Linked DNA regions of Mus musculus: regions 1, 2, 3, 4, 6 and 7 are each linked to region 5. A link is a loop called in an ENCODE intact Hi-C map of the cell type or tissue named here. Cell type or tissue: heart. All regions are shown on one strand.

Region 1 (4,000 bases), 140 kb after region 5:
TCTGTGCTCTCTGCCTCTTTCTTTCAAAGGCAGCCACCCAGTGCTCACTGAAGAAGAACGCAATAAAACCAGAAGGCTGGGCCACCCACGTTAGACCTGAACCCTCCACAGTGTGTCTCTTTCCAGTCCGGCTCCTTACACAATTCCCATGCTCAGGAAAGGTACTGGCTTCACCGTGAGGATCTTAAGAACCAAATCTTAGATTCCTGAGTTGGGAATCTAACGTAACCAGTTCCAAAAGTGGCCAGAAAGCGAACCAGGCAGGTGGGGCTGCGCCGCTGGGAGTCCCTCTCTAGCACCGAATCCTGCCAGAGGAAGGCAGAAATCGGACATTTTGGAACAGTCTACACACACACACACACACACACACACACACACACACACGCGCGCGCGCGCGCGCGCGCACGCACGCACGCACACACACGCATACACCAGTAGAGTTGTGCACTGACTGCAGCATCCTCTCCCAAGTCTTCACTCAGACCTCTAGAGGCGGCTGGCCCTCTCTGGCCCCGTGGTAGTGGAGGGGTTGAGAGGCGGCGACTGCAGACAGCAGGAGCCAAGTCTTCGCTAACCAGGCATTCTCCTGCATATAGAAAAGGGTCCCAAGCCACCTAAGGACCCTGATGCGGCGAGGAGGCTTTCCCTAAACACCTCTTGAGATACAAAACTTCGGGACAGACCAGGAACCTGGTAAAGCGACTCCCTGTGGCACTACCTCACCACGAACTGAAAAGCTTACTCTAAAACAGACGCAGGCTGCAGGCACCGGAGGGCAGCAAAGTTGCTGTAGACCTGGGAATCCTTGTCTGAAAATGAATTGCACCAGAGATTGGGCCAGGTAGCCTAAACCTGGATTTGGAAGGCATCCCAAGAATTAAACGCGCCCCACTTTAGTCCAGTTCTTACCCTCTCTGAACAAGAAAATGCCATGAGCCCTCTTTCCACGTGAGACACAACTTTTCCGCAAAGACCGATTCAGGAGCGCTGGGCCGAGCTCCTGGAGTCTCAGTCTCCCGCTTGGCGCGCAGAGGGGGCCAGCCCCCGAATCTCCAGGCGCCCTCCCCGCTCTGACGTTTTGGGACTCCAGCCGCTACCTGGGGAGGTGTGCCCGTCGCGGGGGTGGGGAAGGGGGGAGTGGGGGGGGGCGGGCAGGGAAGCGGCTACGCCCCGCGTTTGCTGGCGCCTTTAAGGAGGAGAAGCCAGCGGAGGGAGGAGCTGGCCCAGGTGTGTGCAGGAGAGCGCCTCGCCGGCCGGACTCCGTGCTGGAGTTCAGAGCCGCAGAACGGAGCACTTGCTCGCCACCTGGCCCGGCCCGCTCGCCCGTCTCGCCTCTCTGCCCTCCGCTTGGGTTGTACCTTCCACCGTAGGGGTGCGGCATGGGCGGCCCCTGCAGGGGTGTACGGTGCCCCCACTGAAGGCCCTGGCACGAGACCCCAGCCTGCAGCCTCCTCTACGCGCACCGCCTCGACGGTCATCCTCAGACCCGCAGGGACTCCCAAACAGCTGCCGCCACCCCGGCCTTCGAGCCACGTCCGGACCCCTTGATCGCCTGGCACCAGAGCGCCAAGGATCCTCTGGCCGGTGCCCCACAGGAGCCGTCGGTGGACTCAGCGCTCCAGACCCCGAAGTTCCCTGCCCTCAGCGCTCTCGGTGCCCGCTGCAAAGCCCCGGCGTCGGCTCCCGTGGGATCGGGATTGCGGCCAGAGCGGTCGTCTACAGCTGAAGACGACGGGGGGTACGGGGGGGAGGGACCGCGGCGCCATGACGGCCGAGAGCGCGCCGCCTCCCCCGCCGCAGCCCGAGACGCTGGCGGCCGTGAAGGAAGAGCGCGGTGAGGCGGCGGCGGCGGGCGCGGGGGTCCCGGCGGAGGCTGCGGGTCGCGGCGCGGGAGGACGGCGACGCAAGCGCCCCCTGCAGCGGGGGAAGCCGCCCTACAGCTACATCGCGCTCATCGCTATGGCCATCGCGCACGCGCCCGAGCGCCGCCTGACTCTGGGCGGCATCTACAAGTTCATCACCGAGCGCTTCCCGTTCTACCGCGACAACCCCAAGAAGTGGCAGAACAGCATCCGCCACAACCTCACCCTCAACGACTGCTTCCTCAAGATCCCGCGCGAGGCGGGCCGCCCGGGCAAGGGCAATTACTGGGCGCTCGACCCCAACGCCGAGGACATGTTCGAAAGCGGCAGCTTCCTGCGCCGCCGCAAGCGCTTCAAGCGCTCGGACCTGTCCACCTACCCGGCCTACATGCACGATGCAGCCGCTGCCGCCGCCGCTGCCGCTGCCGCCATCTTCCCGGGCGCCGTGCCTGCCGCAAGGCCGGCTTACCCGGGCGCCGTCTATGCGGGCTACGCGCCGCCACTCGCCGCGCCTCCGCCGGTCTACTACCCCGCCGCGTCGCCGGGGCCCTGCCGGGTCTTCGGCTTGGTTCCCGAGCGGCCGCTCAGCCCCGATCTGGGCCCCGCGCCGTCAGCGGCCGGCGGCTCGTGCGCCTTCGCGGCTGCGGCGGGCGCGGCGGGCACCGGGAGCTTCCAGCCGGCGGTGTGCACCGGAGCGCGGCCGGTCAACCCCGCCGCCTATGCCGCCGCCTACGCGGGCCCCGACGGCGCGTACCCGCAAGGAGCGAGCAGTGCGCTCTTCGCCGCTGCTGCGGGCCGCCTGGCCGGACCGGCCTCGCCCCCCGCGGGAGGCGGCAGCGGCGGCGTGGAGGCCACGGTGGACTTCTACGGGCGCACGTCGCCGGGCCAGTTCGGAGCGGCGCTGGGACCCTGCTACAATCCCGGTGGGCAACTCGGAGCCGGTGGTGGCGGTGCCTACCACTCCCGCCACGCCACCGCCTACCCCGGCGCGGTGGATCGGTTCGTGTCTGCCATGTGAGCCCGGGTAGGCACGAAACCTCACTAACTCCAGGACGTTCTGAAAGATGTAAATCCCCCGAGACCGGCGGACAGGACTAAAACGTGTATTGTACTGAGACTCACGTGCGAGGCCCCCTGAGGGCCGTGGAGGCTCGGTGTCTTGCACTGTTCACAGCCCCGATTTGGACGTGGGCGGACGTAGGGAGGCCACGGCCGCGTTTGGCCTGACACAAAGGACCCTCGATGACGCGAAACTCCAAAGAGCATGACTTTCTGCAGTTCTACTAGGGAGGGCCCTAGGCTGTAAAGGGTGGAGAGTTGCAGAGCTATGTACGCCAGAATCTAGGATCCCGAACTGTGGTGGAGTCGTAAGGCTTCACCGTGTGCTATGCCACGCCAAACTCGGGCTTTTTACATGCTCGCGTCTTGTACTTTTGACTATCGTACCCAATAAAAGGCTCGGACAGTGTCTTTATAATTCAAATGAGAACAAGTTTGCAAAATTGTTTGCTTTTAAAAAGAAATAGTTCGGTTCAGCTGGGCTAGTTTTCTCTGTCTCGGAGAATCACAAGCCTGGGTCTCAATCATAACTGAGAATTCTTCGGTGTGATCCAGCCCCAACACCTGAATTTTTAGTCTGCCATACAGAACTGTGTGATTCTACCCTCTTATTTTTAAACCCCCTCCCATTAACTTAGGTGCCTACCTTCCATATTTGGCAGCATTGGTGAGCCACCCAGGGCTTCCCAGTAGCCACTAATGTCCAAAGGCCATCCAGGAATGGGATCAGATCATTGGTAAATTGGTATTTACTCCAAAGTCCCAGGACTGACTCCAAGTAGAGATTGTGCCCTAATTATTGAATTTTTTTTTTGAGACAGAGAGAGAGAGAGGGATGTGTTGGTCATTCTTCAGCAGTGACCGCTCAGTGAAAAATCGGATTTTCTGATAAGGAGACCTTCCTTAACTGGAGCTGTTTGTCCTGTTTCCTGCACACTCCTGCTTCCGCACCCTCCTCCAACAAAGGGGAAGGAAAAAGTAATAATAGATTGGATGGTTAACAAAGCGATCTTTTTTATTTTAAAAATGTTTTTAAATTTCATTCCGTATCTTGTTTGTTTTAGGCAGCAGGTTCACAG
Region 2 (4,000 bases), 260 kb after region 5:
CATTTGACTCATAAGTTGGTGTTTTTTCTTACCGTTCTGATAAATCAACAGTTCATTTGGGCACAGTTGTCATCTCTCCCAGTGGGGAGGTTTGATGGAGGCAGTGGCACACCTGGCATGGTAGATGGAGCGACTGCAGTGTGTGCAGTTAGAAGAGACATGAACGCTAGTAATGTCATACATAGACTCTTCTGTTTTGGTTCAGCCTGGCCTCTAGTCCATGGGATTGAGCCGCATATGTTCAGAGTGCTCTTCCCTCCCTTTGGAAACACACAGCAGTGTATCCCTAGCTAATTCCAGATACATCAAGTTCACAGTGAGATTAAGCACCACAATGGCTGTATTGAATTTTTCTCAAATGTTGGATTCTTTGAGACAAGGTCTCACTGTGTGACTAGTGTAAACTGGCACGTGGTCCCTGCTTCATTCAGCCTCCCAAATCCTGAGGTTGCAAGTTTGCACCACTATACTGGGCTTTTTCTGAACAATTTAAACACTGACCACTCATAGGGCTAATGAGAAGGTGATCATAATTAAAAGCAGATTGAATGTTCTCACAGCAGGTAAGGACTGTATGTTCTTACTACCTCAGAGTACAAGCTCTTCATAAGAAACAAATAACTAAAAATTTTGATTATACAAATGGTTTTAAAGTTCTCTGTTAGTAAATGCTTTGGTGTATTGCCTTGCTGTCTTTTCCTATAGAGAGATGTGATATTCTAGCTACATGGTCTAAACACAGAAAGGTGGTTTCTGCTATTATGGTTTCTAAAAATCACGAGATTCGGTTCTTGGATCTTTATTAATCATAGACAAGCAGGACTTTTTGTTTGCTTTCTTTTTAAGATTTACTTGGTGGGTGGGGTAAAACCACAGCATTTATGGCTGTCAGAGAACAACTTGGGATTCCATTCTCCTGGAGACTGGTTGCCAGGCTTGTGGCGTGTCTTTATTTATAGAACCATCTCTCATCTGCCCTCCTAGGCTAGCATTCTAAAATCGTGGCCATTGCTTCTGTAGCAGAGTATTTTATAGCATGCTAAAGACTTTATTCGTGAAGCAGTGTTGTTTGTTTAGTTGCCCTATTTGGTGTTTTCTTTGCTTTCTGAGGTGTTTTGACTAGTGTGTTGGGGACTGAACTTACAAGTCAGAAGAGTCTAGATAAGCACTCTACCACTGAGCCATATTCCTAGCTCTTTGTACCCTTTTAAACTTTGAGACAAGGTCTCATTTGCATAGAATGGCAAGCTACCTTGGCCTCTTGGGTTGGTTGTCCCAAGCCTCTGTCACCATGCCAGCCATGTGAAGTTCCCACCTGTAGCACACCAGGCATATATGTTGTATAGTGAGGAGAGCCAGGGCTTTTTAAGTGTGCAGTCAACACAGACTCTCTACAAGGCTTTGTTCATAGACCTGTCAGCCTGTAAAATGGGAGGACGATCCTACCAGATCAGTTTGTTGTAAGAACAAGTGAGATAAACGGGCTCTGGAAATTGACAGGCGCTGAAGCTCTAACAAATTGGAACACTTGTATGGTCTAAGGGTTGTTTTGTTTAATTAATATACATGTACTGGGGGTGGGGGCTAGGAAGCCAGAAGGGGACATTGTATCCCCTGGATTGTGAGTGACCCAACATGGGTGCTAGGAACTGAACTCTGTCTTCTGGAAGAACAACACCTGATGTAGACAGCCGAGTCCCATGGCCTGAGTGTTGAGCTGCAAAAGGAGGAGCTTGGCTTACATAGTCTCCACCTTCTTGTACTCTAAGGCCTGGTAATCTTGTGAGCATACCATTGCATGTGTGACTTACCTGCAGCTGGGAAACCTAATAGCTTACTGTGAAAGCCAGCGCCAGCTTACAGAAGCAGCAGTTTCTGGAGAGCCACATTTACAGACTCTGGGGCCTTGCACAGGGAATCCGATGCCCTCTTCTGGCCTTCGCAGCCACTGCATGCACATGGTGTGTACATATATAGCACACATAACAAATTTTTAAAAAAACAAAACAAATTACCATCTTTTGGCATACCTGCCTAACTCATCCCAAATGTTTCTGGGATGTATAAACTTCATAATTTGGATTTAATCAAATAAAATAATGTTTATAACCTGATAGAAACAGGGCTTCTGGGAGAGGCGGGTCTATCCAGGCTGCATGTGTAGAAATCAAGAGAATGACGAGGAGAGTCTCGGGTTTCCACAAGTGGGCGCCAGGGTTGAACTTGATCAGTCTTGGCAGCAAGTGTCTTTACCTGAGGAGTCACTTCACCAGCTCTTGTAGAACTTTGCTGCTACTGTTTGGTTTTGTTGGAAGAATTTGCTTTTTACCTTAATTCAGTAGTAAGTGATTCTCTGTCTGTGTTTCCTTTAGCTTGAGCTCAGTGAAAATAGAATCTTCGGAGGTCTGGACAGACTAGCAGAAGAACTTCCAAGCCTCACACATCTGAACCTAAGTGGCAATAACCTGAAAGATATCAGCACCTTGGAGCCGTTGGTGAGTGGTGGGGATTTAGAGTGGGTTGTTGTCATCTCATTGTCATATTTCCAGTGGGAGAAATGATTGGCTTCATAGAGTGGCTTGTAAAGTCTCTCCAGTGTACTCCTGGGCCTCTGCTCTCCTGACTGAAACTGATGTATCATGCATGGAGAATTTTATGGTTATCTTAGCTTTAAGCCTGTCTGCTAATTTTTTCTATTAGACTAGCCAGGCTAATCTGTACTGTAACATAACAGTCTGTCTTGGGTGTTACATTTCAGAGCTGTAAGTAGGGCAGTTTGAGGCACAAAGGGTCTCGTGGTTGGTGATCTTAGACTTACCTACATCACTATTTTGGGTAGAAACACCTTCCTCAGTCTTACTTGTAGGTAAATTAAAGAGACCAAGTTTTAAGTGCCTTTTGGGTTTAAGCGTGGTATATGAATGACCCTCAGCAAACTGAACCGAGAGGGCTTTATTCCTTGCCTTACTTAAGTGCTTAGAGGAAAGTCAAGGAGTAGATTGTTTGTACATTGGGGACTGTTGGAAGGGGAGCAAGCTCAGCAGTGTGAGGCGCAGGCACAGGCACGACGTGTGGTAGACAGCTACCTGCTGGGCTAGAATATGAAAATACAGGCCTTCGCCTCACTGCAAGAATGCTCAGTTGGGGCTGTGGGTTTGATTCAGTTAGCAAGATGCTTGCTCAGAATCCATGGAAGTCCTGGGTCCCATAAATCCCATTGCCACATGCCTGGTCATCCACCACAGGTAGCAAGTGTGAGACTAGCCTTGACCTTGATTATACAAACCCCTGATCTGTTGATGCGGGAGGAAGACAGATTGTGGTTTCTTTCAGTGACGATGTCCTGGTAGAATTGAAGTTGTCTCCTTGTCCCCTTCAACAATTGAAAATGTTGAAGCGGTTTTAATGTTGCTGGGTTCCTTATGTATGCATCTTTGTGTTTGAGCCTCCACTTGGTGTAGATGTTGAACCTGTTTCTTTTTCTTTAAGAATTATTTTGTGTATATGAATACACCATAGCTGCTTTCAGACACCCCAGAAGAGGGCATCAGATCTCATTACAGATGGTTGTGAGCCCCATGTGGTTGCTGGGAATTGAACTCAAGACCTTTGGAAGAGCAGTCAGTGCACTTATCCACTGAGCCATCTCTCCAGCCCATTGAACCTTTGTTCTGCAGATCTTTTTTTCTTCTGTACATCTCGACATGCTCACTCTCCCTCAGTTTTACTAGTTTCATTCTTTCTGTGTAAAGCAGCCCATTTCCAAGTTAAAAATATATGCATTGCAATCTGCTATTCCAGGGAGATTTAATAATATTTGTTCATTGTAGACTTGTAGCCCAGAGAATAAAGAATGGCTGTCCTATTTAGAGAAGAAACTGAATTTAGAGAGCTTAAATAATTCTTTGGATTAATATCAGGATCAAGCTCATTCACTTAATTTTCTATTGCCTTTGGGATGTGTTTGTACATGTAAATTGACTCCATACCTAAATTTCAG
Region 3 (4,000 bases), 100 kb after region 5:
ACAGCCAGAGTGTCTATCCCCTAAAAGAAGGAAGGGCTGCAGCTTTCAAGTAAGCCAAGAAGACCCCTCACCTCCCCAAACAGTCCCTGTACCAAAGCCAAGACCCCAGGTAACCTGAGACATCTGGATGGCAACATTATTTGATTAAACCATCTTTCTCCTGCCTGGAATCAGCCTGTGTGCTCACTGCATCGGGCCTCTCCTCACCTGGTTTACCCACCAAGTCCTGCCAAGAGGCAAGGGCTCTGTCTACACCGGTGCGATGGGAACTCGGAGAGAGAACAACAGAAAACCATTTTGCACTTGGACCTAGCCACATTTCCCCCTGCTTTGGTGATCCTAATCTAGGTTCCCACCCTGCCACCTGGGCTGCATAGCAGCTTCGTGGCCACAGGCAAATCCCTCCGCCTCTGCGAGGCTCAGCTTCCTTACCTGTAAAATGGGAATAGGAGGGCCTACCACCTGCCAGGGTGGTTATGAGAACAAGAATGAGCTCATGTCTGTGGGAATGCTTCGCACACTTGCAGGGGTTTTGAGCCAGGATGTCATCACCATCATCATATCATAGCTGTCTTGCCATGTCTAGAAGGGGAGCCCGGGGCTTGGGGATGGCCCAGAGAAGAGAGGGGCTCCCATCCCGACCCTCTGACTCTGCTGGAGTTAGTCTCCCTAATTAACTCCTGCTGGCAGGGGTTTCCTGCAGGACATGTTTGTCTGCCACAAAAAGCCAGGTGAGGCTTCCAGGGGCCGCCCACTGGCCCTGACACACGGGGGAGGAATGATGACTCACAGCCCTCTAACAGCCTTGCTGACAGGCCTCTTGGCCAGGCTTAGCAGGGGTTGCAAAGGGCTGCCAACAGGGCAGTGGGGCCACTGGGCTCTTGAAAAAGCCAAAGAAAGATTAAGGGGGAGGAGAAGAAAAGGGCGGGCTGAGGGGAAAGAAAGAACGGCACAAAGCGGGGAAAGATGAACGGGCACTGCAGATGACAGGATGGTGGTCCAAAACCGCTGCAGCTCTGGGTGTATGCTGTATGCAGTGGGTGAAGTTTGTTTTGCAAGGTGGGAAAATTCTAGAGATCGGCTGCTCAAAAATGTGAATACAACGAATCCTCTACTGTACTTAAAATTTAGTTGAGATAGCAAATTTTATGGACTGTTTTATAGTAGACAAAATTTTAAAATTGTAGAATATTAGAAAGGGAAGGAAAGAAGAGAAGGAGAAAAGAAAAGTGGGCGGAAAGGAAGGGCAGGAAACAGGAAGGAAAGAGAATGGAAGGGAAGGGGGAAATGAAAGGAAGGAGAGGGGATTGGGAAAGAGATGCCAGAAAGGAAAAAAAAAAAAAAAAAAAAAAAAGCAAGACAGGGAGACAAGGACGAGGACATAGCGAAGGGACACAATTTCCCAGCACGAAGACCGCTCCCTCCGGAGGGGCGTGGCCTGTCCGTGACGTCAGCGCGCCGTTCCGCCGCCGCCGCCGCCGCCACCGCCCCCGGCCGCGCGTTGTGAAATCGCGGGGCTCGCTGGTGGCCGCCGGCTTGGTCGGCCCGCGCTCCCTGGGTGGTTGCGAGTCCCTCGACCTCTGGCCCCCGGCCCAGCCAGCCCCGGCGGCGGGGCAGGGCGGTAATTGCCCCGAGACGCGGCGTTTATCCGGGCGCGTTGTGCAAGGCCGCGCGAGCGGGACCCGGGGCGGCGGCTCTCACGCTCCGCTCCGGGCCCCGCGGGCTGTCCGCCTCCGTCCTCCCGGGGACCTTCCGCCGCCCGGCGAGCCGGAGAAACGGCGCGGACGCCCGCCGCTGCTCGCGGATATTCTGCGTGCATGGTCCCCACCGCCAGTCAAGACTGGATCCAAAGGCACCTGCCGCCAACCCGAGGACCCAGGTCAATCCCCAGGCTCCACCTAGTGTAAAGAGAGAACGATTCCCAGTTTGTCCTCTGACCTCCACGCATATGCTGTGAGGAGCGCGCACGGAGAAACAAAAATTTTAAAATGTAAATGAACCTTTAAAAAAAAAAAAAAAGACGAGATTCAAGTTCCTTCTGCCACTGATGCGTTTTGGATGACTTGGGAAATTTGCCTGCCCTCCCCAGTTGTAGGCATCCTCGCTTCAGATTAAATGATGAGACCTGAGAAAGTGGAGGGACACACCGACCTCATACCCATCCACTTCCCTTTTAGGAATGTGTTTCCCTGTGGCTTCCATGACTACAGGTGCCCTGGCTTCCTTTCTGGCTCTTGAGAGTTCCGTGTCTTGAGGCTCTCAGGCATCCCTGTTTTCTTTAGAGAAGGGACAGCGTCTCCAAAGACTTCAGATCCCAGCAGCCAGTTGTAGCCCACACCTGTCCTCTATGGGGTGCGTAGTATTTACATGATGTCCCAAGTTGAACACTGTCATGTTCCACTTCCAAAGCCATACAGCCACTCTGCGTTTTGTATATCTTGGTCATTCAGGATGGAATTATCCTTAAGTATTTCTTCTTCTCCCCAAGGCCTGTCCTTAAATGTTCCTTCCGACTCCCAGTTCCACCATTGGTGATCCTAACCCTGATAACAGTCGAGTGGAAGATGACAGCAACCTCCTAACGTCTCACTCTCTGTTCCTCTGGTTCACTCTATGCTGAAGGCCAGCGTGTACTTTCTAGAACACACCTCTTACCATTCTACTATAACACCAATGTTTATGTTGCCCCAGGTTTGCCTTTGAAGCACTGGGAAGTGAGGCCTTTGGAAGCTGACTATAAAAAGACTTGTTCTTATAAAAGAGGCCCAAGGGAGCTTGTTACTTCTTCTACCTCGGGGGGGGGGGGGGGGGGGACAAGGAGAAGTCACAAAGTATTAACCGAGAAAGATCATCCATTCTAACTAGGATCTCTCGGTGCTGAATTCAAAGCCTCAAACTTGTGAGGAACACGTTTCTGTTGTTCGTAAGTCACCCGGCTATGGCGTCTTTTTATAGCTATTTCCTACTGTCCTGTTAGTTGCCTGCCCTTCACTGTAGCCACGTGGCACTTACTGGTGTGTGTGTGTTACATGTACTTATGTAGTATGTATGTATGTATGCATGCATGCATGCATGCATGTACCAGGCAGCATGTGTGAACTTCAGAGAACAACTTGGTAGAGTCACTTCTGTCCTTCCTCCTTTAGATAGATTTTGGGATCAGACTCGGGTCACTAGGCCTGCACAGGAAGCCCCTTTACCCACCAGGCCACCTTGCCAGTCCCGTGTGCAAGGATCCACTTGTCTATAAATCTCAACCCAGACACTTCTTGTACATAGATTTTCCCTGACTTCTCCAATCCCTAACTACCTAGGCATCGTTCCTATTTGCTTGCAAAATAAGAATGTTTGGGCTCTTATGATGAATATTTTTGATAGAGTTATATGGATTAAGTTTTAATTAAAATTCATATAAAGAGTGAGGTGCAGTGGTGAATGCATGTAAAACTAGCACTTGAGAGGCAGGGGCAGGAAACTTGCCAAAACTTCCAGGCCAGATTGAACTATAGAGTAAGACCCCCCCCCCATCTCAAAAATAAAGCTAAAACTGACTTCAATGCATCTAGAAAATAGAACTCTAGACAGTATCTGAAAGGCTATCTGCCAAAATCTTAATAGAGATCCTCTGTGAATAGTGGGATTATAAGATATTTTAATCTTACTCATTTTGCCTACCTGTCTCTTCTGCATTTATCTAATTATGAGATTTATAAATGAAAAAAAGAAAAGTCCGTTGACTGGCCATCTGTAATCACAAGCCTGAGGCAACTGGCTAGGGTAAATTGGGGTTTTTGGCGTGCCTTGCCAGTTTGAGAGGGGAGGAGTCTACATGCCAAGGTAAAATGCCTTCTGTTCCCAGTTCAAGTACACAGCAGGAAGAAAAGGCGGCTGCTGCTTTGGTAGAAATGGATGCTGTAAGAATGTTCATTCATTGAAGAACGTAGCCAGGGGCTTTCTAAACTGATAGTATTCGTCAATGCCTTGGAGATCTTCTAGTTCC
Region 4 (4,000 bases), 300 kb after region 5:
AGAACAAAGGAAGCCATGAATCGAGGTACCTTTAAAATACATTTGGAAAGTACAGCAGAGAAGTAGGTACAGCGAGGTGGGGGAGCTGTTCTGTAGGCCCAGGGTGTCTGTCGGCATTTAGCTCATAGATTGGCAGAAGCTAGTGTGCCCCACTAAGTTAACAGCGTCTAAGAGGTTTTTATTTATTGCCATGAGCTGTTCAGATACAAAGAGGGCAAGGCATGGCTGTACCGGAAGGCTAAAACTAGGCCAAGATAAAGGTCATTGGTTCCTGAACCTACAAAATTCCAGTCTCCCCACAGTACTGCAGATAGGTCTTCCAGAAGTTGTTTTCTTCCTCTTCTTCCTCCTCTTCCTCCTCCTCGTTTTTGTTCACAGCCAGACTCTATACCTTTTTTCTTTAAAGGATTTATTTATTTATTTTACGTGAGTACACTGTCTCTGTCTTCAGACACACCAGAAGAGGTCATTGGATCCCGTTATAGATGATTGTGAGCCACCATGTGGTTGCTGGGACTTGAACTCAGAACCTCTGGAAGAGCGGTCAGTGCTCTTAACTGCTGAGCCATCTCTGGAGTCCCCAGACATACCTTTTTTTTTTTTCCAGGAATTTTTGGTGCAGTTCCCCAGTGGTCACTCACCCCTGCACCCACACCCTATCGTCACCACGGGCTTCTCTTTCCTCTCCGGTGTGATTCCCCAGCCGAAAGGGCTTTAGAAAAGCCCCAGTTTCCCAGTGTGGCTGACCATGCCTGTAACCCCAGCACTCAAAGCAGGGCTATTCGAAAGGCAATTTGAGGCTAGCCTGGCCTACGTATGGTGGTGTTGTTTGAAGAAAGAGAAGCCCTAACCTTCCTCTTTCAGTAACTCCTTTTTGGACTACAGCTTCTCTCAGTATACACACAGAAGAAAGGTTCTGTGAGCGCACACTGCCTGTTCTTATTTTATTTATGTATTTATTTTTGAGGCAGGGTCTCTCTGCAGCACTGGGTGTTCTGGAACTCCCTGTGATCAGGCTGGCCTCACACTCCATCTACCTGCCTCTGCCTTTGGAGTGCTGGTTCAAAGGCATGCCTACTGTCTCCTCTTAATAAAGTTTAAACAGTTCTGAGTCAGTCAGCCTGGCACAATGGTACATGCCTGTGACTGAGACTGAGGCAGGAGAATCAAGAATTGGAGGCCAGTGTAGGCTACATAGCAAGTTTCAGGCCAACATAGAATAAGAGCCTGTCTCAGAAAGCGAAGAAAAGCAATCCTCAGTCAAATCAGGTTGATAGACCTGGCTTTAAGACCAGAGAGGTTTATGTCCTAAGGAGCAGTGAGCTGGTCAAAGTTCCCTCAGCACTAGTCTACTGGGAGTGTCCTGTTCTGTCACTGAACCCAGTCACCGTCTGGGGAGCTATTAATTGATTGAATTACTTTAAGGCAAACTGAAAAGAGGAGGTGATAGGGCTGTATGGCTTGTGCCAGGGGAGGGGTCTCACAGCAGTAGGGCAGGTTAGAGGAAGCCAGCTGGTCCTAACCTAAAGGTGGCAGGTTTGCTCCTTGCCAGGGTGATGAACCAAAGGGGCAGTTCTCAAAATGGCCACTAGATGTCGATAGTTCCCCAGGGGGATTGCAAAATGAGGTGCACTCCTTCCTCCTAGCAGTTTAAAAAAATAATAACTAGAAGATGATAGAATTCCATTTCATATTTCATAGTCCCTGTAGGTAAATCTTTGAGATTTTTTTTTCTGCACTAGGCGTCCTTACCTGCGCTTGCTTAGTCTGTCTCCTGAGCCCACACTTTGTCTGCTAGAGGTTCTAAACCTGCCAGGAAGGTGAATGGAGGTCTGTGGCCGTGGGCTAGTTTAAAAATGTCTTTTTTCATTTTTCAAGTTTTTTAAAAAACATAATTTATTTTTATTTATGGGTATGGATGTTTTGCCTACAAATATGTCTGTGTACCATTTGAATGCCTGATACCCTGGAAGGCCAGAAGAGGGAAGGAATCGGGTCTCCTAGAACTGGAGTTACAGGTGGTTGTGAGCCTCCACGTGCATGATGGGAATCAAACCTGGGTCCTCTGGAAGAGCAGCCAGTGTCCTTAACCCCCGAGCCATTCTCTAGCTCTTGTTTTCTTTTTTGAGACAAGTTCTTATTATGTCATCCTTGCTGACCCGAAACTTGCTGTGTAAGACCAGGCTGGTTTTGAACTCATAAGAGAATCCACCCTTATTAGTTCTTGCAATTTAACAGGATAACAGAATATGAGATTTTACTTTTGGGTGGTGTGTGTGTGCGTGTGTGTGTGTGTGTGTGTGTGTGTGTGTGTGTGGTGCTAGGGATCAAACCCAGGGCCTCACACAGGCCAGAGAAGTACTTGTCCATCTCCCCCCAAGATTGTCCTGGAACCATTTGCTGACAGCTCCCAGCCTCCTGAGTCTTCTGGTTGCATCCTACATTATAGGGTTCATTGAGTCTGAATGGCGGCTGGTTGGCTTTCTTGCAGGCCCCACAGTTCAAGGTCTGAACAGGCCAGCTGCTGATGAGCAGGTCAAACCAGGACACAGATTGCTCCATTTGCCTCTCCTGGTAGGAGTCAGTGTCTTCTTTCTGGTTGTTGACCTTTGAGGGCTGGTCACTCTTTCTGCCTGGCTCTGGGTCATGCGTAGGTCACAGCCCTTTTGCTTTTGTTTACAAGTCTTTGGGGGAAAGAACAGTCTGGCCAGAGGTAGTGTTTCCTTCACAGATTCTTGTAGCAACTGATGGCCGGAACAAGCCCTGAGTGTTCCCTGGACAGATGGGTGTGCAGACATAGAATGATGCATTCTCTGGTCTGCGCCAGCTTCCTCTGTCCTATACCACAAGGACAGAGTTCTGACCAATAGTGAAAGGTATTCCCTCTGATTTTTTGTAGATGGCAGTTGAGTTTCTGCACGAACTGAATGTTCCCTTTTTCAAAGTTGGATCTGGGGACACTAACAATTTTCCCTACCTGGAAAAGACAGCCAAGAAAGGTAAGCGTCTTTCCTAAAACCAGACCCCAAGCTTTGTGTTTCTGCCCCCTAGTGGCTGCTCACGGTAATAGCGCTTATGGGTACTCCACTGTTTCTGTTGTTTTTGGGTTTTTGGGTTTTTGTTTTTGTTTTGTTTTGTTTTGAGACAGGGTCTCTCTATGTAGTCTGACTGGCATGGAACTTGCTGTGTAGCCCAGGTTGGCCTCAAACTCCTAGAGATCTGCCTGTCTCTGCCTCTCGGGTGCTGAGATTAAAGATGTGCACCACCACACCCAGCTTTGGAGACCCATCTTAGAAACCTGCTTCTACCCTTTCGTTTTGGGACAGTGCTAGGGACTGAACCCAATGCCCCGGGCACCTGTATGAGTACCACCATGGAGCCACATCCCTGGCCAGTGCAGGAATCTCTTCCCTAACGTCTCCACACGACACTAAATGGATTCCCCCGTGTGAATTTCCCTTCCCTCATTTCAAACCTGGGATGGAAGCAGGTCGTATTACTGGGATATTCTGTACTTATCTCATGGGCAAGGTATCAGAAGCTGTAAGGACGGGGCTCTGTGCAGGCCAGCAACAGGGCTGGTAGCTCTTGGCCTCTCTCAGTTGTGCTCTTGCACTGGCGAATCACCATACTGCAGGCTGCGTATCTCTAGTCCACAAGGCTTGGGGCTAGGAATGATCCAGAATTTCGAGTGTTTCAGACTTGAGATTTGTAGGAAGAGATGAAGCTCGTCTGTCCTGGGCAGCCTCTTGATTAGCAGAGATGCCTCTCTTCCCCTCAGGGTTGAGGTCCTTGGTGTGCTTCCCTTCGCTGAAGCATGGTGCCGAGGACAGTGTATCTCCTCCTCAGTCTTGGTGCGGTGTCTTAGATGTGGGTGGGGGAAGAGTCTGAGCCCCTGTGAAGAAGGTGCCGGGTTCTCCAGGTCGTCCTATGGTGATCTCCAGCGGGATGCAGTCAATGGACACCATGAAGCAAGTCTATCAGATCGTGAAGCCGCTGA
Region 5 (4,000 bases):
CGGGGACCAAGGAGATGGCTCAGCAGGGAAAGGTGCCTGTTGCCAAGCTTGACAATTTGAATTTAATCCTTGTGACCCATGTGGTAGCAGAAAGTCACATGTGCCGTGGTACACGCATGCACAAATAAATTAGTAAATGCAATAAAGTTTAAGATGTAAATCTGCTACCTTCAGGAATTATCTGTTCTCTGCTTTATTTTATCTGTTCTCTGGATAAGCCATAACATCCTGATAGAGTTCTTGTCTCTGCTTGACCTTTGTGGCCACAGGCAGTGTGAGCTCCCAGACTCCCAGCCGTGATCACATTCAGAGTTGCCTCCAGCCACCACGATTCTCAGATGTTAGAGACAGAAGTGTCGATAGGGTGAGGGTCTGATCCACACGGACAAGAAGGCATCAAAGCTCCACCAGACTCCTATGCAGGGAGCTCGGCTCAAGCTGGCAGGAGCCTGTGTTAGACTTTCCGCCACCATGACAAAATACCTGGTATGGACAGTAAGGGGTGAGGGGCTTGGAATTACTTCTTTGGCTCCCAGTGTGGAAGGTTGCAGCCCGTCATGGTGGGAATGGCACAGTGGAGTGGAGCCGCTCGCTCCAACCAGATGTACTTTTAAAGGCACATCCCTGGTGACAAGCTTCCTTCAGCTGGGCCCTGTTTTGTCAAGTTCCCTCCCTCTGGGGATGAAGTGTTGAATGCATCCATCTATCTGAGACATTTCAGATTCAAACCATAGCAGACAGCTTAGGGAGGTTGGGCATTTATCTTTCAATCATTTAGAAATTCTTCGCTTCCTCACAAACTTGTATTCTGTTTTGTTTTATTTTGTTTTGTTTTGTTTTCCTTTTTATGTATCCTAGGCTGGCTTCAGATTTAACATCTAGCCAAGGATAGCCTCGAGCTTTAGCTCCTCCTACATCAACCTCCCAAGTCATGCGCCACCATGTCTGTTTTATGTGGTGCTAAGACTCAAACGTAGGGCTTCGGGCGTTTGTGACAAGCACTCTACGAACAGCCACATCCCCTGCCCCTCCCTTCACATTTTTAATTTAAAAATATTTCTAGCTCGGCGCGATGACTAACCACTGTAATCCCAGCACTTGGGAGGCTGAAGTAGGAGGATTACCATGCATTCCGGGTTGGCCTGGGTGACATAGCAAGATCCTGTACATTGTGCAATGACTAAATCAGTTAACATGCATGGGATCCACATACTTATTCATGGTCAGAATACTAGACTTCTACTCTAAATTCCCAGTGGGATTGCTGTATGACACTGCAGTTCTTTCAGCTTTATTTGTTTCCTATTTTATTATTTTTATTATTATTATGTTTGTGCACACACGTGTGGGAGCCAGAGGACAATTTTGGGGACTTGATTTTCCACCATAAGTTCTAGGGATCAAACTCAGGTTGCCAGTTTGCACACTGCTAGACCACCTCCCCAGCCTTCCGAACTTAGTTTTTGATGAAATGTCCTATTTCTCTCAAATCACACGACTCCTGTCTCTTGGGCTCTCTCTTTGATAAATACCTGATTTTCAAAAGTGAACTTGGCTTTGTTGATGCTGTGTGTTTGCGGCTTGGAGTGTGCTGGTTGGCGCATCTCCACCGAGCTCCATCCCTACCCCCACCCTCTTTCAGAACGTTTTCCTTTGAGACAAGATCTCGCTAAGTTGCTTAGACTGGCTTTGAACTTGCTGTCCTCCTGCCCCACCCTCCCAAGTAGCTAGGATTACAGGTGTGTGCCACCATGCCTGGCTATTGTTCTCGTTTCATAAAAAGAAATCTAGCATATGTTCAAGGTGAAATGGTACCTGCCAGTCACCCTCAGTCTAAGAGGACAATAAAGAGGGAGGCAGGCTTCGGTGACAGGCTGGAGCAGGCCCAAAGAGGCCAGGGCCTGCACTTTGTTAAAGAGGAGCTAAAAAACCCAGGGTTCTAATGTGAAACCTTCATTCTCTAATGGTTGACACCAAAGATAGGAAACATGTGCTATCTTGTACTTCTTCCCCAGCATCTCCACCATGGTCCTCTTAGCCCTGCTCACCAGCCCTGACCTGCACTGCTCAGCGGTTGATCCATGAGCATGGACTTGGCTGATCTGTGGCCTGAACATATCACCCTTGCAGCAGCAGACTCCCAGATATGCCTCATGATAGTTGAAGTATTTATAGAGCCTTAAAAGGAAAGGGCTACTTACTAGGAGGCGGGGGCATGGAATCCCATTAAACTCTGAGTCTTAACCAATCTCAGTGAGTTAGACAGGTTATGTCTTCTCCATAAGCCTCAATTTCTTTACCTATAAAATGCGGATGAAATTACCCACAAGTGTGTTCAAGGTCCTGGCAGTTATCGGCAATGGCTGTTGTCAGCAATAGCCAGTAGGGGGCACCAAACTAAACCAAACCAAACCCCACCTAGTGACCTCACTCCTAGTTGGCTGGGAAGTTATAAATTAAATTACACTTTGCACTGCACTTGGGAGCCATCATCTAACACAAGCAGATTAGGAGTGATACAAATCGCATCGTCAACGAGGAAAGCTCTGTACTTGGGCACTTGTTCTGGATGGAATTTGGGGGCTGTTTGACCTTGGTAATGACAATCTGTCTGAAATCTTCCTTTCTTGGAGGCCAAGATGGTGAGGCCAGGGTACCTCTACAGGAACCTTCTAGCTGTCTGTCACCAACGTTCTGGTAGAAATCAGTGCGGGACAGCATCCAGGTGCGGAGGTCCGGGAGGAGCGGGATCTAGCTGACTTCTGCACGCCCTGGCCCCAGGCTGCGTGGTGATTTGGTCCGGGTCCAGGGAAAGGCGCATCGGTTCATCCCAATCTCACAAAGGAGTGCTCTCAGAGACCTGGGTGGCGGCGTGTTTTCCTGCAGTAGCACGATGCTTTTCCAAACCTTTTGTGCAGGTTGCCGCTGCAGCCACAGAGACCACCCAGCCTGACAAAGAAAGGAATTCTTGTGTGCAGTTGACAGCCCTCAGGTTGACGGCTCTGCTTTTGCCCGGGAGGCTGTCACTCGCAGAACAATGGCAGCGAGCAGGGTGGCTCTCACCTGAGACGGGAGCTGCCGCCCGTGGAGGGGGAAATGCGGGTCTATGAGCTGCCAGAGAACCCGCCTGGCTCCAGAGGCTGCTCAGGGCTGGGGTGCTTTCAATCTGCTGAGCAGAAAGCAGAGAGTTGAGACCTTAATCCCCACTCACAACACAGACACAGACGCACATTATATATTAAATATGATGAATTATTGGTACTGAAACATAAATCTCTACAACATCGTTTTGGGTGAATGAAGTCTTTCATATTTAATAAGGTCTTAACTATATATATGCTCTCAATTGATGAATACATACAGCTTAATTCCCATTTCTGGAAATTTCTAAAGCTGTTGAAATTAAACTAGAATACCAAAGTTCAGGTGACCTGCTGTTGCCTGAGAAACAGGGAAGGCTGGCTGCAAAGGGATGTGGGGGGACTTCCCGGGAAACAGAACTGTTCTATGTCCTGCTTGAGTGACCACCAGTCTGTATATGCCCTTGTAAGACGACTTTCGACTGTTAGCTTTGCATTCCCTCATTTTACACTGTGGCAAATTTCACCTCAATATTACTGATTTTTAAAACTGATTTACAAACAAACTATGACTTTTCTTATTCAAAAAGAAGTTCAGCCATATAGGAGTTGTGTTGTTGTTGTTGTTGTTGTTGTTTTTAAATACCCTGGGACTCAAACCCTGGAAAGAAAAATCACAATAGAAGACAGCAAAAATGCAGATGGTTTACAAAAGGCAAGGGAAACTCAGCCATATTCTCATTGCCTGGAGGTTTACACAGCTATCATTTTATATTAACACCACTGCCCTTCTGTTTTCACAAAATAAATTGTTTTGTAATCTAATCTATTTATTTATGCATCAAGTTGAGAGCATAGATACACAGTTAAGACCGCATGAGGTACCAAATAAAATAAAATAAAATAAAAATTCTCCATGT
Region 6 (4,000 bases), 250 kb after region 5:
CAATCCCACCATCCTTGGGAGTTACCAGACTACTCCTCTCTCGCAGACCATACCTGCCACCAACAGCACATGACACCACCTGTGGGCTACCTGTTCTCATAGGGCCCTCAACTGTTTTCCATCCAGTGTACCAAAGTAAGAGTCCCCAACGGTGACTCACTCTAGACCAGGGTGGAGCAAAAATATGGCAGATTTGAACCAGACCTATAAAGCTTAACTTTGTTGGGCTACTGGTGATGATTAAACCTTAATTCCTCATTTTTTTTCAATTAAGATATCACCAACTTCATAGGGGTTGCCTGAAAGTTAAATGGGACATAACAGCGCAAGCTCTTAAAAGCCAATGCTCGGTGATTGATTATGGAAGCGCTTCAGTAGATTTTTTTTTTTTTTTTTTGAAAAGCTTTTTGCATAGCTCAGTGAAGCCTATCAGGTAATAGTTGGAGATCTTTTGTGACAAGGAGCACAGCACTCCCTTCCTTTCCCCACATTCTCCTGTCTTAGCCTTCCAGACTACCACGGAATTATGAGTGAATCTACACCTATAACTATTCACCTTTCCCCCATAACCTACACATCTTCTTTTCTCTTGAATTATTATTTCTGAATCTGATATATAATCATTTAAAAGTTTGGGCCTCTAAGGCAAAATGGGATGATAGGAAGAGGCTTCTTGCACTAAAATCTTAGGGTAATACCTAGATGATGTTTTTCTCCAGTAAACAGTAATCTTTAGTGCCTCTGGTTAATATCAGAGGTAGGCTCCTCATTTAACACAACGCCGTGTGCTTTAAATCCAGGGACCCTTAAAATTAGACTTTGACAAAGGCTGCCAACCCAGGACTCAACTTAATGGTGACCAAGAATGTATACATCTTCCACGGGTGCCCCAAGAGATAAAAGTCAGAAGGTGGGGACTGAGGCGTCATTAAAATTACTAATGGTTTCCTTCACTAGTGGCTCACATGTTTAAAAACAGTGTTTATGTATAGTTGTTTTCTGTCTCCTTGGCTAGTTTGTAGTTTAAGTACTGATAAAGTTCTAAAGTATATTAAATTTTTTATTTTTAAAAACAAACACGTGCCAAGGGGAAAGTTTCCTGAACTGGGGATGCTCAGATGCGGCGTGGCTTGGGCAAGAGGCTGGAGCTGCCTGCCCCTGCTGATGTTTTAGTACAACACGGCGGGGAAGCGAGCACAGCCTCACCAGGGTCCTCGATGGCACTTCTAACATCACTGGACCTAAAGGCAGCGAGGTCGGGCTATGGGCCTCAAAACTGGGAGGAACAGGGTGAACCCCAAAGCCACAGCCTCTGAGGGCGCCCGAAGGCTCAGGCGAAATTGGGTCCGGGAGAGCCCGGAAGAAGGCGCGAGGCTGAGCCTGCCCGTCGACCTCCAGGAGAGCGCGGGTGCCGGTGGGGGTGGGGGCGGGGGTCCCGGCACCGGAAGGTCTTACATCAGCCAGCCCACGTGCGACCCGAGGGCCAGGAGGCGCGCGCGACCCGGGAGGCGGCGCCGCAGTCCGGGCTGAGCTTAAGGCGGGTCCCGCCCCGCCCTCCGTGCGCCTCCCAAGTCCGCGCTGCAGCCCGGGCTCCCGAGCCGAGCGGCGCCGCGCAGGGCCGAGTGGAGCCGAGCAGCCGCCGCGTCGCGTCGCCGGTTTAAGCGCAGTGCGGGGCCTTGGCCGGGGGCGGCGGTAGTGAGGCCAGAGCCGCGCTCCAGCCCCCTTTTCCCTCCATGGTTTCTCTCCGCTCCCGCGAGTAACTTGGCTCCGGGGGCTCCGCTCGCCCGCACGCCCGCACGCCGCCCGGGGACCACGCCGCCGCCTCCTCCAGCCGCCTCCCTCCGACGGCCCTCGCCGCGCAGGCCGGGTCGCCTCTCCCCCCTCCGCCCCCGCCGCGGAAAGTTAAGTTTGGAGAGGGGGGACGAGGGGAACATGGATATGAAGAGGAGGATCCACCTGGAGCTGAGGAACCGGACCCCGGCAGCCGTAAGCAGAACCCCTCGGGCGCCCGCGCCCCCCGATGACTTGCAAGTAATGGTGGCCACCTGCGGGCCACCGGGCTCCGGCCGCGGCGCGGGGAAGGCGCTGCTCGCAGCTCGGACGGGGACAGGGAAGGCGGGCGGAAGGCGCGGAGGGGGGAGCGAGCGCGCGGGCTTTAACTCTTTGGCGCCCGCGGGCCCCCGCGGCCACGGGGAGGACGGCGGGTGGAGAAGCAAACTTTGAGCCGCTCGCCCGCCCGGTCCTCTCCCGGAGGGAGCGCTCGCGCGTGTGGCCGGCGGCGAGGGCGGGCGCGGGGGTTGTGTAACGCTGGGAGCCATGTTTGCAGCCTCCCGGGATGCGCGGCCGGGCGGAGGCCGGGCCTGCCGAGGCGCCGCGCCGCCGCCAGGCCCGCCGCGGGGCCGGGCCGGGTTCCATGCGCCCCGCGGCCGACAGGGCCTCGCCGCCGAGGAGGGTGTTCGGGTCCCTGAGGGGGGCGCGGAGCCCCCCTCGGGCGCGGCCTGGCGCGGAACGGGGGAGGGGCGGGCCTGGCGGCGGAGGTGGCGCAACCGCCGCCCCTCCCGAGGCCAAGTTTGAAAAAAGGATGCGCTTCCCGCCATTTTTTCAAGCCTAAAAAAATCCAACTTTGCCCCTCCTTTGCCCGGCTCGCCTTCGCCCTCGGCCTTGCCCACGCGGGCTCCCCGGGCCAGCCGGCCCGGCACCGTCACCGCCGCGGTGGCTTCGCCCTCCCCCGCGCCGCCGCCCGGGGCCTTGCCCGAGAGGGAGGCCGGCCCCTCGGTGTGGGCGGCCGGCGGCTCCGCGCGCCAGCCGGGGCGCGCCACAGCGCCATGTTGGCGGGCGCCGTCTTCCTCCGCCGGGTGAGCCGGCCGCCCTCGCGCTGCCTGTCGGTCCCCGGGCTGCCCCCGCCCCGCGGGGCTCGTCTCCGCGCGCACTGGAAGCGCGGCGCTCGGCCACCGCCGCCTCGTCCCCTCGCGGGCGCCCTCCCCCTTCTTAAAAGGGCAACGGTGGCCGACGCGGGGCTGGGGCGGCCTGGGCCCCGCACGTGCTCCACGCGGCGGCCTCTGCGGCCGGCTGTGCGCAGGCCGCGGGCCCGACGCCGCTCTCGTGCGCTGCGGCGCGCGTGGGCTCGACCCTGGGCCCACGAGGTCGAGCGGGACAGGCGGCCTGGGCTGGCGCCCTCAGGTGACTATGGCTAACAAGTTGGGAACTTGTGGCGGTGGCGTGCCCGAGGCTTTGTGTTTGGAAAGGCCTGCCACAGGCCTTGAGGTCGGCCCCGCAGAAGTGTGGGGCGGTCCCTGAGGACTGATTGGGTGGTGTCCCTGTTCCCGGGGCCCTGAACATTTCACCGGCACGTGTCCCTTCCATCCCTCCGTCAGACATTTTGTGCCCACCACGTGCTGGGAAATTGAGTTGTTAGACCATCTTCTTCCTTGAACTTGAAACGATGAGTTCATGCCTTGAGCTTTTCACTCTAGTCAGCCACAAAAATCAATAGAGTAGGAAGTAACTAAATTTAGGTAGAGTACTCATTTTCACCTTAAATCCTCTTGACTACGTCTGGCCAGAGCCATGGAATTAGACGTGAATTAGGGACTACACTTTTAAAGCGCCCACAAGCAACAAGTGGTTGATGGAGAAAGCACTGGGCCCCCTTGTTCTCTTGAACCACTGATTTATTGCGTTTTCAGCTTACAGTATGGCAGGGCCCGACAAACCTGCGGAAACGAGTGTCCCCTGCCCTCCTGGTCCTCGGACTTGGGAGGGCACGCTACCTCCTTTTTGTACCTTGGCAGATTAGAGGGTCCTTGAGTAAGTGTCCTTTTGAGATAGCCACCAAGAGTATGAGGATGTGGAGGGCAAGCTACTTAGAGGGAGCCAGGCCATTGGTAGATGCTTATTTAGAAAAAACTTTGAACCCCAAACTGGAGGAGTTGAAGGGAAAATTGCTGCAGGTTTTTGTTTTTTATTTGTTTGAGACAGGGTCTTTCAAGCAGTACGAAGT
Region 7 (4,000 bases), 170 kb after region 5:
TTCATTGTATTGCTCTGGCACGGCCTTCTTCACAGAAGCCCACCCTCACCCACTACATAAGGACTTTTAAAATCACATTAATCACTTCTGTAAAACTCCTGCCTTCCACTGTGTCCTGGAGTGTGGAAACTAGATGCACAGCCTCGCTTTTTCTTTCTTTTTTTTTGTAAATACTGAACAACCCCAAAACTTAGTGGTTTAAAACTATAAACATCTTGCCTGGTTGGTGTTGCCTTTGATTCCAGCCCTTGGGAGGCAAAGGACGGTGATCTCTGTGAGTTCAAGACCACTGCTCTCACAGTACATTTGAGGCCAGCTGGAACTACATAGTGAGACCCTGTCTTAAAAACAAGCAAACAGCAGCGAGAACTCAACCTATCAACATCCCGACTCCTCCTTCCTGGTTGTTTTATTTCATTTCATTAGCTAGGCCAGTTCAGAAAGATGGTGTAAGGGGACTTCCCCTACATATTTAGCGACTGGATTGATGTCCATGGAGACTTGCTCTGTCACTACCAAGCAGGCTAATCTGCTCTGAGAGCACCAGCCCCGACGCACAAGCTCCTCCTGCCTCATTTTGTGCACAACTTTCCTAATTTAATGTCACTGATTTTTTTTTCCTTGCTTCCCCTCACTACTTAAAAACGTGTTTGGTTTTTTTTTTTTAACATTTTAAAATTTTATTTGTGATGTATGTGCATAGGAACTTGAGCAGGGCTTCTAATAACCCTGTTCCTCTGAGGCAGGGTCTCTCTCTGGACCCTGAGCTTTTGTTTTTCAAGACAATCAACCAGCAAGTCTGAAATCCCCGTCTCTGCCCCTCGGTGCGGGGGGGTTACAGGCACTTACAGGACGATGCCTGGCTTTTACTGCATCCTGAGATGTGGCTACACTCATACTTAAGCTTCAGGTATTCTTAATCTTTCAATGTACGTGCGCATGGATCTTGGCAAGAACAGGAAGGTAGGAAGGCTCAGCTGCTAGGAGAGTCTCCTACTCTTGCAGAAGACCTAGGTTCAGTTCTCAGGGCCTGCATGGTGATTCACAACTGTGTAGTTCCAGTCCCAGAGGATCTGACGCCCCCTTCTGGCCTCCAAGAGCATTACATACACGGACATTTACAACACTCAGGCAAAACACTCATCACACACAATCAAGTAAATCTTTAAAATAATAATAACAGGGACTTAGGAGAAGGGCGGGAAGAGAAAGCCCAGAAAGAAAATAATCTGGTGTCCCTAGTGTTCCTGGATTGTATCTGCCTTGGCTCTACGAGTCCTTCAGATACATACTCCTCCCATCACCAAGTCTGTGGATAGTTCTACTATAAACCACACACAGGCTCTGCCCTGCCAACATGCTGTTATGGACTTCCTCGTGCCCCTCATCTCAAGCGCGCGCGAGCTCGCGCACACAAGCACACACACCCTCAGCATTGCCTTTCACTCAGTGGACACAGCCAGTCTTGGGTTCCAAAGTTGGCTTTTGTTTCTGACGACTCAACCGACCGAGGTCAGGGCTCCTATCCAGCCGGTGAGCCAGAGCCTGCCCTGGGAACACCTGGAAAGCAACCTCCGCTGTCACGTGATAGGCGAGTGCTCTACAAATGCAAGTACACAGCTGGCCAGTAGGTGGCGACGAGTGAGCAGCTCCTATAAGCAGAGACCTTATTCTGGATGAGATGAAACGCTTTAGCCATTTCTGGACCAAGGAGTGTTGGTGGCTCAGACCTCGGCTGGCAGCACCGGGATGCCTTCTATTTCCCGGAGGCACAAGGCTATGCCCGACGCTCTAGGAGAGCAGGAAACAGCAGTCCACCCCAGGGGCAAGGCTTCAACTCCCGTTACCTGTTCAAGCATGGTAAGGTCCACAGCTCAAGTATAGCGTGGGTTGGTTTTGGCTTCGTTATTCACAGGTGACACGGCAGGAAATGCAATGTCCTTTATCATAAGCACCGTGTTTCAGAGGGCATGGGCATAAAGATACACAGTGATGAATGTAAACACAGAAATCTAACTTATAAGGTTACACTCACCAACACGTCTGACCCACTCCAAGCTGAAGAGAGGACATTTTCCTTAAGTTCCACGTATAAAAATAATGTGCGCTCCTAGTCAGAAAAAAACTCACAGTGGACTGAAGAAAATATAGCAAACGGTGCCTTTCTCAGTGAGTTCTGGAGTCCCCTCTGTAGAGATGCCATTGGGCTAGGGATATGGTTCAGGGGTATGGCACTTGCCTAGCAGGCAGGGGACACTATTATACCCATAGCACCAAGAAAAGAATTTCACCCATATGTGTGTCCATCCTTCCAGAACTTTCTACACATGTATATGCAAGGATTTGTATTACTTCATTTTGTACAAATGGATGGTGAAGTGGCTAGTTTTGTGTGCCAATTTAACACAAGCTAGAGTCAGAGGAGAAGAAGGAGCCTCAGTTGGGGAAAAATGCCTGCATAAGATCTGGCTAGCCAGGCAGTGGTGGTACACACCTTCAATCCCAGCACTTGGGAGGCAAAGGCAGGCGGATCTCTGAGTTCAAGGCCAGCCTGGTCTACAGAATGAGTTCCAGGACAGCCAGGGCTACACTGTGAAACCCTGTCTCGAAAAACCAAAAGAGGAAAAAAAAAAATTCTGGTTATAGGGAGTTTCCTTTCATCAGTGATTGGTGAGTGGTGCCGTCCCACTACTAGGCTGGTGGTCCTGGGTTCTATAAAGCAGGCTGGGCAAGCCATGAGGAGCAAGCCAGTAAGCAGCACCCCTCCATGGTGTCTGCATCAGCTCCTGCCTCCAAGCTCCTGCCCATCTGAGTTCTTGTTCTTACTCCCTTCAATAATGAACACCAATATCAAAGTATAAGCCAAATAAACCCTCTCTCCCCAACTTGCCTTTTAGTCATGGTATGTGATGGAAAATATAAAAATATGATTTACCTTTTACTCTACAAATTTTCTAACAATTACATATAATCCCTTTCAAACCACAATGAGTATCTTAGAAGTATGCGATAACATAAAAACTCCATTCACGGAGCTGGAGAGATGGCTCAGCGGTTAAGAGCACTGACTGCTCTTCCGAAGGTCCTGAGTTCAAATCCCAGCAACCACATGGTGGTTCACAACCATCTGTAAATGAGATCTGGCGCTCTCTTCTAGAGTGTGTGAAGACAGCTACAGTGTACTTACATACATACATACAATAAATAAATAAATCTTTAAAAAGAAAAAAAACTCCATTCACAAGAAACATTTCTAGATCTCGAAGCACCACTTCAGAGAATCACTGTTCAGGATCAATAGCCAGCAGTCTTTCTTTCTGAAAAGGACTTCAACAAGTATTTGCAGCTTTGTGAGCCCATCTGTGCCATGTGCACTTTCTTGGGTTTTGTTTTCTTGGTTGGGTAGTTTTCAATTATATTCTTCCCCTGACGATGTGAAGAGCAGTCTTAGCTTCAGTCAGGAAAAGACCAGGCCTTGGGGGAGAGGGGGCAGTGAGATGGCCCAGTGGGTAAGGGCACTTGTGGCCAGGCTAGAGGACTGGGGCGTCAGGAGCATTGAAGCGGCTCTAGGTGCTGCTCTCCTGCTGGGTCCGGCTCTCTGCTGCACCTCCTCTTCCACTGATGATTGTTCTTCTCTTCCGTTGGGAGAGGGAGAGGGAGGGAGTACAGTCTAAGTGGAAAAATAATACCTACTTATGTTTGCGCCCACAGATCTTGCTGCTCTCAACCTTCTATTCTATATGCAAAGAGTAAGAGATTTCAGAATGCTCAGCCCTAAGTGGAACACCTGAACCACACCTAACCCTCCCAAGGTGCATGGATCATTACTAAGAAGGAATGTGAGAAGTGGAAGCCGGAGATGACGGACCACTATACAAGCGTCTTCTGGACACAGCAGAGCAACTGCACATGTGAACTCACAGTGCTTTGACAGCACGCACTGGACCTGCACAAGCTCAGCAGCCAAATCCTGCATGGAGATGGAAGTTAGACACCAAAT

The links. A loop is a pair of places that touch in the nucleus more often than their neighbours do. Peaks named below come from ENCODE experiments on the same cell type or tissue, not always from the same donor. Only the 100,000 strongest peaks of a DNase experiment are listed, where the experiment ranks them.
Region 1: it touches region 5 in a loop (2.5-fold over the local background); 10 of 42 quality-filtered maps call a loop at or near these places.
Region 2: a loop joins it to region 5, with 9 times the contacts of the local background. A loop is called at or near these places in 13 of 42 quality-filtered maps.
Region 3: a loop joins it to region 5, with 4 times the contacts of the local background. A loop is called at or near these places in 18 of 42 quality-filtered maps.
Region 4: it touches region 5 in a loop (4-fold over the local background); 5 of 42 quality-filtered maps call a loop at or near these places.
Region 6: a loop joins it to region 5, with 2.8 times the contacts of the local background. A loop is called at or near these places in 14 of 42 quality-filtered maps.
Region 7: it touches region 5 in a loop (7-fold over the local background); 26 of 42 quality-filtered maps call a loop at or near these places.

The regions. Positions count from the first base shown.
Region 1 is chr4:46,342,430-46,346,429 of GRCm38, forward strand. It overlaps Foxe1 (forkhead box E1), which reads left to right and starts at 1,215. Exons shown (of 1, transcript NM_183298.2): 1 at 1,215-3,345. The coding sequence starts at 1,765. The coding sequence ends at 2,880. Gm12446 (predicted gene 12446) reads right to left here and starts at 1,052. Exons shown (of 6, transcript NR_165272.1): 1 at 910-1,052. In heart, a CTCF peak has its summit at 1,941; no DNase peak of the experiment used is centred here; H3K4me3 peaks cover 2,905 bases; H3K27ac peaks cover 1,147 bases; H3K27me3 peaks cover 3,934 bases.
Region 2 is chr4:46,461,435-46,465,434 of GRCm38, forward strand. Anp32b (acidic (leucine-rich) nuclear phosphoprotein 32 family, member B) reads left to right here. Exons shown (of 7, transcript NM_130889.3): 3 at 2,373-2,495. Among named protein-coding and RNA genes, the nearest start is that of Anp32b, 13 kb to the left of the region's middle. In heart, a CTCF peak has its summit at 1,943 (motif pointing left); no DNase peak of the experiment used is centred here.
Region 3 is chr4:46,303,437-46,307,436 of GRCm38, forward strand. It overlaps Gm12447, which reads left to right and starts at 707. Exons shown (of 4, transcript XM_030253986.1): 1 at 707-731; 2 at 1,430-1,879. The coding sequence starts at 707. The region is part of intron 4 of Gm12446 (predicted gene 12446); the gene reads right to left. In heart, a CTCF peak has its summit at 1,905; DNase peaks (open chromatin) are centred at 795 and 1,555; H3K4me3 peaks cover 1,733 bases; H3K27ac peaks cover 1,486 bases; H3K27me3 peaks cover 832 bases.
Region 4 is chr4:46,496,144-46,500,143 of GRCm38, forward strand. It overlaps Nans (N-acetylneuraminic acid synthase (sialic acid synthase)), which reads left to right. Exons shown (of 6, transcript NM_053179.3): 3 at 2,900-2,999; 4 at 3,923-4,000. Among named protein-coding and RNA genes, the nearest start is that of Gm22247, 3.0 kb to the left of the region's middle. In heart, CTCF peaks have their summits at 1,592 (motif pointing right) and 3,053 (motif pointing left); a DNase peak (open chromatin) is centred at 1,558.
Region 5 is chr4:46,199,965-46,203,964 of GRCm38, forward strand. It overlaps Gm31617 (a long non-coding RNA gene), which reads left to right and starts at 2,464. Exons shown (of 3, transcript XR_390536.3): 1 at 2,464-2,596. In heart, a CTCF peak has its summit at 2,373 (motif pointing right); a DNase peak (open chromatin) is centred at 2,387; H3K4me3 peaks cover 741 bases; H3K27me3 peaks cover 3,075 bases.
Region 6 is chr4:46,449,364-46,453,363 of GRCm38, forward strand. It overlaps Anp32b (acidic (leucine-rich) nuclear phosphoprotein 32 family, member B), which reads left to right and starts at 1,563. Exons shown (of 7, transcript NM_130889.3): 1 at 1,563-1,986. The coding sequence starts at 1,933. In heart, a CTCF peak has its summit at 1,676; DNase peaks (open chromatin) are centred at 1,708, 2,608, 2,938 and 3,288; H3K4me3 peaks cover 3,219 bases; H3K27ac peaks cover 3,593 bases.
Region 7 is chr4:46,373,579-46,377,578 of GRCm38, forward strand. It overlaps a transcript of Trmo not described here. Among named protein-coding and RNA genes, the nearest start is that of Trmo, 14 kb to the right of the region's middle. In heart, CTCF peaks have their summits at 1,080 (motif pointing left) and 1,628 (motif pointing right); a DNase peak (open chromatin) is centred at 1,603; H3K4me3 peaks cover 715 bases; H3K27ac peaks cover 428 bases.